Regions from separate parts of the Homo sapiens genome. Here region 2 is linked to region 1. Evidence: chromatin contacts called from ENCODE Hi-C or POLR2A ChIA-PET data. All regions are on one chromosome and are shown on one strand. The core of a region is the stretch at or near the end of the contact, and the rest is flanking DNA. Distances in the headings are between cores, read along the strand shown.

Region 1 (3,759 bases), core at 683-3,182:
AATGAGACCCTTGCATTATGGAATTGGAGAACTTCAGTTTCTCAGGTTCCCATCAATACCTTTACAATTCTCACTGTGGATTTGCCTGTGAAATGCAATTTCCAGTTTCATATTCCTATTCACAGTCAGCTGACATTTGGGTACCGATTCAAGTACTTAAAAAGATATGGAGTGAATCTTGTCCCCTGCTTTTCAATGTCCTAGGGTAACAGTTTACTCTGGCATCTGCTTGGGACCTGTAGAACCAAGACTACAACTTTCTTTCCTGTGAGATTTTTTGAGGCTTCAGTAAAAAGGAGAAATAGTTTCCAATATTTCCAGATTCTGACCCACAACACATTTATAACAAAAAATCTAATCAGAAACACTCAGCGTTCAATTCTATCTCAGATAAACACACTTACCACAGAGCCAGATACTTAACAGGACCAAGAAAGCAGGGTCATCTCTGGCCCACTGGTCCTTCGTCTGTTTTCGATAATGAAAATTTCTGTAAACTCTCTGTGGGGATGTGAACAGGTAGAGCATCTGCCAGGCAGCAAATTCAAAGTCCATTTGCCGAAAGCGGAAAAGCCTTCTCAGATATTTGTAGCGTTTCGCTCCGGCTGTGTGTCTTGCCGCATCCCTGGAATTCAAGACTCCGTTCCCCTGCACTAAGGAATTCACTGAAGTACTCGGTAACATCTTCCTAGATGGAAGAAAAACATTTCTTTTACACGTATTCTGAAGAAACATTTGGCTACCGACACTCCTCTTCTGAGTTATTTGGCAGGGAGGTCACTTTCCATGTTCTTCCCAACCCTAGAGAAAGGCCAGGAGTCAAAAGCAAATGCAGTTAGTTCTGAGGCGGGTCTTGGGGCTTGGGAACCGCAGACTGCAACCTCAGGCAAGGGCAACAGCCCACCCTTCTGAATCACCTAATAACACTTATCCAGGGGCAGCTACCATTACAGAGACAGGGATGATGTGACTGCCCCATGACTCCGAGGATAGTGATAGAGCCAAGATTGGAAATCTGACTCGAAATTCCGTGCTCTTAACCACCAAGCTTTTAAGAAAATGCCTAAGAAAGCAGTTTCAGCCGGTTAGAACAGTGTTACTGAAGAGGTCAAATAAATGGCCTATTCACACAGATCCATCAGCGCACTGCCAGCAAGCTTCTCGGTCACTAGAATGAGATTAAAAAACCAAGAAAAACTCCGATCCCTAGTGTTTTACATCCGGAATAGTTCAGCAGAGGGAGCGGTAGCGTCGGAGTCCAATCCAACCGGTCCGAGCTCCGGGGAACGCCGGCCACTGCCCGGCTGCCCGTCTCCCCTCCACTTCGCAGGCCCCCCAGACGCCGGCAGGGTCTGGCCGAGCCCAGCTGCTCCCTCCCTGCCCGGGGCCGCGGGTACGGCTGCCAGATTTAGCAAATAAAAACACAGAATACCCAGCTCCATTTGGATTTCAGACAGGCCACGAATAAGGTTTTAGTATGCCTACATCCCACGCAACATTTCGGACATGCTTATACTAAATGCTCTTTCTTTATCTACGATGCAAATGTAACTGGGCGTCCTTTCATTTTAGCCGCAACTCTATCGCCGGCCGAGGGGCCGGACGCCGACATGGTCACTGCCAGGCCGCAGCGACGTCAGGCCGCAAGCTGTCGGGATTAAATGGCCCCCGGCGCGAGCCCGGGCCGCGGGAGGGCAGAGTGGTCCTCAGGCCTCACCTGGAGTCCTGCTACAGCCTCGACCCACGTCCGAACCAGCCCACCACCTCCTCCCAGCAGCCGACCCCAGCCGCCACCGGGCGGGCTTCCCTTCCCTCAACGGAGCCGGCCCTTGGGGCGCGCCGCGTCACGGGAACCGACTTCCGCCGCGGACGCGCCACCTCTCGGCCCCCGTAGTCCTCGGCCCTACCGCCGCGGCCCGCCGGAAGTTGTTGCCGCTGGCTTCCGGTCCCCTGAGACTGGGGCCTCGCTCGCTCCCGACCCGGTTGCAAGTGTTGCGGTGGGAGAAAGTCGCGTCCGCATCGGAGGGGAAGCGCCGTCATGCCTAAGTATTATGAGGACAAGCCGCAGGGCGGCGCGTGCGCGGGCCTGAAGGAGGACCTGGGCGCGTGTCTGCTGCAGTCGGACTGTGTGGTCCAGGTAGCGCGGCCGGGCGCTCCCGGTGGTGACGACCCCTGTCCCAGGCAGGCCTGGCTCGGCGGAGGGCAGCGGGTCGCCCGCGGCGGCGGTTGGAGTTAACCATCCCGGGCGTAGGTCACAGCTCGGGCTCACTGAACGTGCGCAGATCCACTGAGCTGTCGGAGCCCCAGTTCCCTGTGGGGTTAAATCGGAGATAACGATAAACGCACCCTGTCGGGTTTTTGTAAAGGTTAACCCATTTCAGTTCACGAAGCCTTTATTGAATGCTAGCACTCTACTAGGCTTTGGAGACATAAAGGAGAATAAGCCAGGTTTCTTGCCTGCCTAGAAATGATAATCTGTAGAATTAATGATTCCAGAGAGTTGCGTAAACCTGGTACACTGCCCTGGCCAGTAGTGTCTCCTGCCTGTTCAGTTGTGACAATGTGTGCTCAGTTTGACTTGTGTTGATGTGAATTTGTTTCTGAGTTACAGTTCTCTGCATTCTTGGATGTTAAGTTGTAAAAATAAGGCAACTCCATATTTTCACGATTTCGTATCTTGCTTCCCCTACACTCTTCCTTCACTCCCCGGCTACAGACACAGGTCTCCTCAGCACCCTCTTGGAATGCACTGAAACATGTAGTGAGGTTCACAGTGGACCTGAGTTCTGGATTAGAGCTCAAGTAAAGCACAAGTGCCTTTTCCAATTGCAGAGGCCCGACGAGAGGGCATTCAATTGTGTGCAATTGTCTTTGCATTGGGGGATGTAGTTTCAGAAAGTTGCTGTTATTTCAGAGAAAAGATTACCCCCAAATGGACATCCACTGTAAGACTGTACCAGTGTTTCTACCGAGTCACAATTTGTTTGGTTCACTGATTTTAGCAGTCAGCCATTCTCGCCTCCCAATGTCTAGTAAAACTTGAGTTATTATAAATTTAAGAGATTATCTCGCCCAACTTCCTTATATAAATGAGGAAACTGAAGTACCGTTGTTTTCAGGCTCCCCTGTCCAGGGCTGTGTCCCTTCTGCCCCTTACTCACTGGTGCTGCCGTTCAGCCAGCTCCTGGTAAATGCCTCTTAAGTGGCAGGCATGGTACCTGACACTGGTGATAACGAAGATGAATCAGTAACAGTCACTACCCATGTAAGCTTGGTGTCATGGGAGAAATAGACATCTAAGGGTCTAAATTCCTGCCATAAGACTGTAAGCATTTATTAAACATGTGTTTAATGACTAGATCTTGAGGAGAAAAATGCGTTAGCCCAAGGGAGAGCGTCTGATTTTGCTTCAGAATTTGGAATCTTCTGAGATGACATTTGAGCTGAGTCTTAAAAGTTGAGTAGTAGTTTATCAAGTAAAGGAGTGGGAACTGTTGTGGTTGTGGGGAAAATCTGAAAGAACAGCAAGTGCAGAGGCAGGGAGATGTGGGAGGGCGCAGAGGAGCTAGTGTCCTGCCATAGGGGAATGCGACAGAAGGCCTGAGGGGAAGGTTGCAGCCAGGTGTGAAGGCCTGTATGTGTGTCAGAGTGAGGAGACTGGATTTTATCCAGACGTTCAGCATCGGAAGGCCATGTTGATGAGTAGTCAAGGGAAGAAAGTACACTGAGTAGGACTGAGGAAAGAAACTCCAAGTGGAG
Region 2 (3,759 bases), core at 643-3,142, 300 kb before region 1:
TGTGGAGGCCCCTTGCTAAGTGCTGTGGACTCCGACCCTGTCCACATCCCTCTGCCGGTACCAGCCCCGGAGGCATTGTGCAAAGGGTCTCACACATCTGGAGAAACCCTCCCACTGATGTAGCCTCTGTTCTTTGCAAGGCCCAGTGTGCACCCAGCAGTCTCGCTTGAGCCCCCGTCCACTATGAGGGAGGCAGGGCCAGAATTCATATGCCCCTTTTAAGGACGAGATACTTGAGGCCCAGAAAGCAGAAGAGGGGTGTGCCTGTGACGAGAGCAGGAGCACGGGCGTGGGGGTCTCTCACCTCTCAGTTCGGCACCTCACCCAGGTGCCTGCTGCTCCCCCGATGCTTGGCACTGTCCTACCAGGATGTGCTGCTGACAACTTCTCAGCCTCCCTTTAAAAATAAAGGTGTCTTAGATCTTTCTGATTCTCTGTGCCCAGCAAACTCACTGGAAGCTAAGCCCAGAACAGCCCCTCTTTTACTGAGTGGTAATTCCCTGCAACCTTGAGCTCAACACCTTATTTACATCGCCTCATTTAATCCTCCTGTCACCCGTAAGAGGAGGCACCACATTATTGGCTCCACTTTGCAGAAAAGGAAATGGGCCCTGTCAGGGCAAACCCTGGCCGAGGCCACCAGCAGGTGAATGGAGCTAGGCCTGGTGAACTGCAACCCTGAGCTCTGATGGCAGGTGGGTGTGGAGGGAGGGAACACTCCAACTCCCACTCTCTCGGCTTTGAGGCTCCTCCTTCTTTTGTAGAAACGGTTGTCATTGTGAGCAGAGCAGACTCTGGTTTTGGGGGATCCTCAAAACAGTGGCTGGGAAACAAGGAGCATTATTTATTTATTTATTTATTTATTTATTTATTTATTTATTTATTTTGAGACAGAGTCTTGCTGTGTTGCCCAGGCTGGAGTGTAGTGACGTGATCTTGGCTCACTGCAACCTCCACCTCCCAGGTTCAAGTGATTCTCCTGCTTCAGCCTCCCAAGTAGCTGGGATTACAGGCATGCACCACCATGCCCAGCTAATTTTTTGTATTTTTAGTAGAGACGGGGTTTCACCACGTTGGTCAGGCTGGTCTCGAACTCCTGGCCTCAGGTGATTCACCCGCCTTGGCCTCCCAAAGTGCTGGGATTACAGGTGTGAGCCACCACACCTGGCCTCAAGGAGCTTCTTAGTTTTCAGAGGTGAGACAGTCTCCTCTTCTCAATGGGGAAGTGGGAGGTCCTGCCTGAGGGTGCATCCCAGCTCACAGCCCCCTTGGTAAGAGGTCTCTGAAATCGGCTTCCTGCAGGTAGGAGCAGCTGGAGGAGGAGACAGAGCCATCCTTCCGAGGTGGGAAGTGGTGCCAAGTTATAGGGAAAGTGCGATGTGGGAGAGATGGCGTTACTGACTACTCATGATGTACTAATCCGGAGGGGTGGGAATCGGGGCAAAATGCAGCCATTTCCTGCTTCAGAATTAAGTTTCCCCTTTTTGAAAGCGGCCCAAGCCCCGCTACCCATTCCTTTTGTTGTTGGCTTCCGTAGCTACTCTGCTGGCCCTCTGCCACTCTCACTTATGGGCTTTGTACCTCGAGACAGGCTCTGTGAGTTTACAGGTGGCAGAGGAACAAGATTCTCCTGCCTGTAAGGGAACCAGGGAAAAAGAGCAAAGTGGCCAGGTGGCTTGAGGTGTGCTAACAGATGGAGCGTTTGGTGCCAGGCCCGTTCCCTGGAGAGGCCAGCTGGTCTGGGTGTCAGGTTTCAGTGGGCCTTAGAGCAGGCGGGTCAGCAGCAGAAATGTGCTGGAGGGAGGAAATGCCATTTGCCTGGCCAGTGTTTGCTCGCGTCCTGCAGCCTGACAGCTCAATTTGTTTGCACCCACAGATTTCATGAACAGTGGTTTGACGACGGTTGCTTGGGTCCAGATTACATGGAAACATTTAGAACCTCCCCTGGGATTGCATCCTTATCTCGTAATCATAACTGCTTTCTCAGATTTGTAATAAGGGTTTTCCTGAACCTGCTCACCCCTTCTTATAAGTTACAGCAGTGACATCGCAGTTTTTATGTGTAAACCAGAAGCAAGTTGAACCAAAATAAAGAAAGCAATTTTGTGAACAAATAAGTTCCCCTTGAGAAGCACTGGGAATCAAATGCAAATATCATAAGGGACAGTTAAGAATCTGCTGTTGCTATCTAGGGCTCATGAATCTCCTGATGTGCAGAGAAACCATACATAGCAATCGCTTGACAGCTTTCTGCCAATCTCTTCTGAATTTTCACTGAAGAAACCTCCCCAGAGTCTCAGAGGAAGCAGAGCTGCTGAGATGCTGATTCACTGTGTGAGGCTTAAACTCAGGACGCATTTATACATCCTGTACTCTCAGTGTTTGCATGAAGCTTTTAAACACGGGGCTGGGCAAGACAAGTTTGGGGCAGTGGGCTTTTTCCGTGTGTAGACCTCTGAACCTTTAGGATTATTCTGGCTGTGCAAATTTACTGATACAAATAAATATAGGGACTCTGGCTAGGCTGAGAGAAAACAGATGAGGTATGAATGAAATTTATTTCTGTACAGATGGACTTTTAGTGGAAATTGTGAGGCTCACTCCACTTCCCAAGTGTAGGTCCCAGCCTTCGGTAGACTCTGAATGTCGTTGCACCACTGATGGAGGCAACACCAGAGAGGGGAAGGTCATTGGACTGTAAGCCACCTTGGAAACCCGAGCCTTGGTCTGTTGTCCAGGGCAAGTGGCAGCTTGTACCAGGGAAGGGAGGGGACAGACCTTAATGGAGTTTATCTGCCTGATAGGCATTTGCAGCAATAGAGTGAGTTTGGCTTTGGGTTTTTGTTTGGGCTGATAAAATCTTTCTGTTCACTTCCAAGCTGTTGGGTCGACAGGCTATCCACAGGCTGTGGGATGGGAGAAACTGTGGAGCCATCCAGCTGTGTGGCCAGGAAGGATGGCTAGCCTCTCCCCTGCCAGACTACTCACTGCAGGGACAGGGCAGGCATTTGCCAGGTAAATAACTTTTGCTGGAGGGTTGACATGGAATGGCATGTGCAAGAGAGGCGGTGTGGGACCCATTCCTGTCCCACAGCTGAGATTTTGGAATTGTCTGGAAGAGATGCCCTACCTGAGGGTGACCTCGGAGCTCTCTCTAGGCCACACATTTAGGCTCTTCTGTTCTTGTGGCTTGCCTCCCAGTTGAGACAGCCAGTCCGTCTACTGGTTACAGCTTTGAACATGAAAGGAGCTCCAGGGTACTGGCAGCTCCTGCTACGGAGTGGCTGGGCTGGGCCAGAAAAACCATGAGGTGAGATCCTCCCATTCCAGCTTCAAAACTGCATGTTCTACCTGACGTCGGAGATGAAAACTGGCCTTCTATTCCCATGGGTTTATTGAAGGTACACGTTTTACTCCTGATGCCTTGCAAAATTTGCAGAGATGTTTAACACGTGCAGAAACATTAGGTTTTCTGCTTCAAGAAATACTCCCTCATCACCCTTTTTCATCTGGTCTTAGTGTATGTAGTTCACCTGGCAGTTTCTTCTATGCAGCAACCAGAGTCACCTTTTAAAATGTAATCAGACTTCCAATCCCAGACATGATGGCATAATGAATATCAGACTTACTCTTCTTTCCCAAGCAATTGTGATATTGGACAGAATGCATGAAGGAACTGTTTTCGAGAATGGAACAACACTCAGTGCAGGTCTTTGGTCCAACTGGAAGCATGTGAGTCAAGCCCCACATTCACTCTGG

What was found. Hi-C counts contacts between places; a loop is a spot of excess contacts on that map. ChIA-PET counts read pairs that join two places held with the same protein, here RNA polymerase II (POLR2A). Pooled maps may share reads with other maps.
Region 2: a loop to region 1 is called in a pooled map, with 9 times the contacts of the local background. The contact joins the enhancer-like site here to the promoter of COA5 in region 1. A Hi-C loop is called at or near these places in 1 of 50 pooled maps. POLR2A ChIA-PET finds 5 or more read pairs at or near these places in 3 of 52 experiments (HEK293T, MCF 10A and PC-3).

What each region holds. Positions count from the first base shown.
Region 1 is chr2:98,606,685-98,610,443 of GRCh38, reverse strand. COA5 (cytochrome c oxidase assembly factor 5) reads left to right here and starts at 1,932. Exons shown (of 3, transcript NM_001008215.3): 1 at 1,932-2,137. The coding sequence starts at 2,039. UNC50 (unc-50 inner nuclear membrane RNA binding protein) reads right to left here and starts at 1,855. Exons shown (of 6, transcript NM_014044.7): 1 at 1,718-1,855; 2 at 405-688. The coding sequence starts at 684. RefSeq lists a silencer at 1,628-1,727 and an enhancer at 1,791-2,780.
Region 2 is chr2:98,907,649-98,911,407 of GRCh38, reverse strand. All of the region lies in intron 1 of CRACDL (CRACD like), which reads left to right. Among named protein-coding and RNA genes, the nearest start is that of CRACDL, 27 kb to the left of the region's middle. RefSeq lists an enhancer at 1,249-1,748. Within about 2 kb of position 1,892, at least 10 of the 41 ENCODE cell types and tissues checked have a DNase peak (open chromatin) inside an H3K27ac peak, as active enhancers do; they include PC-3, where a contact is called at or near this core.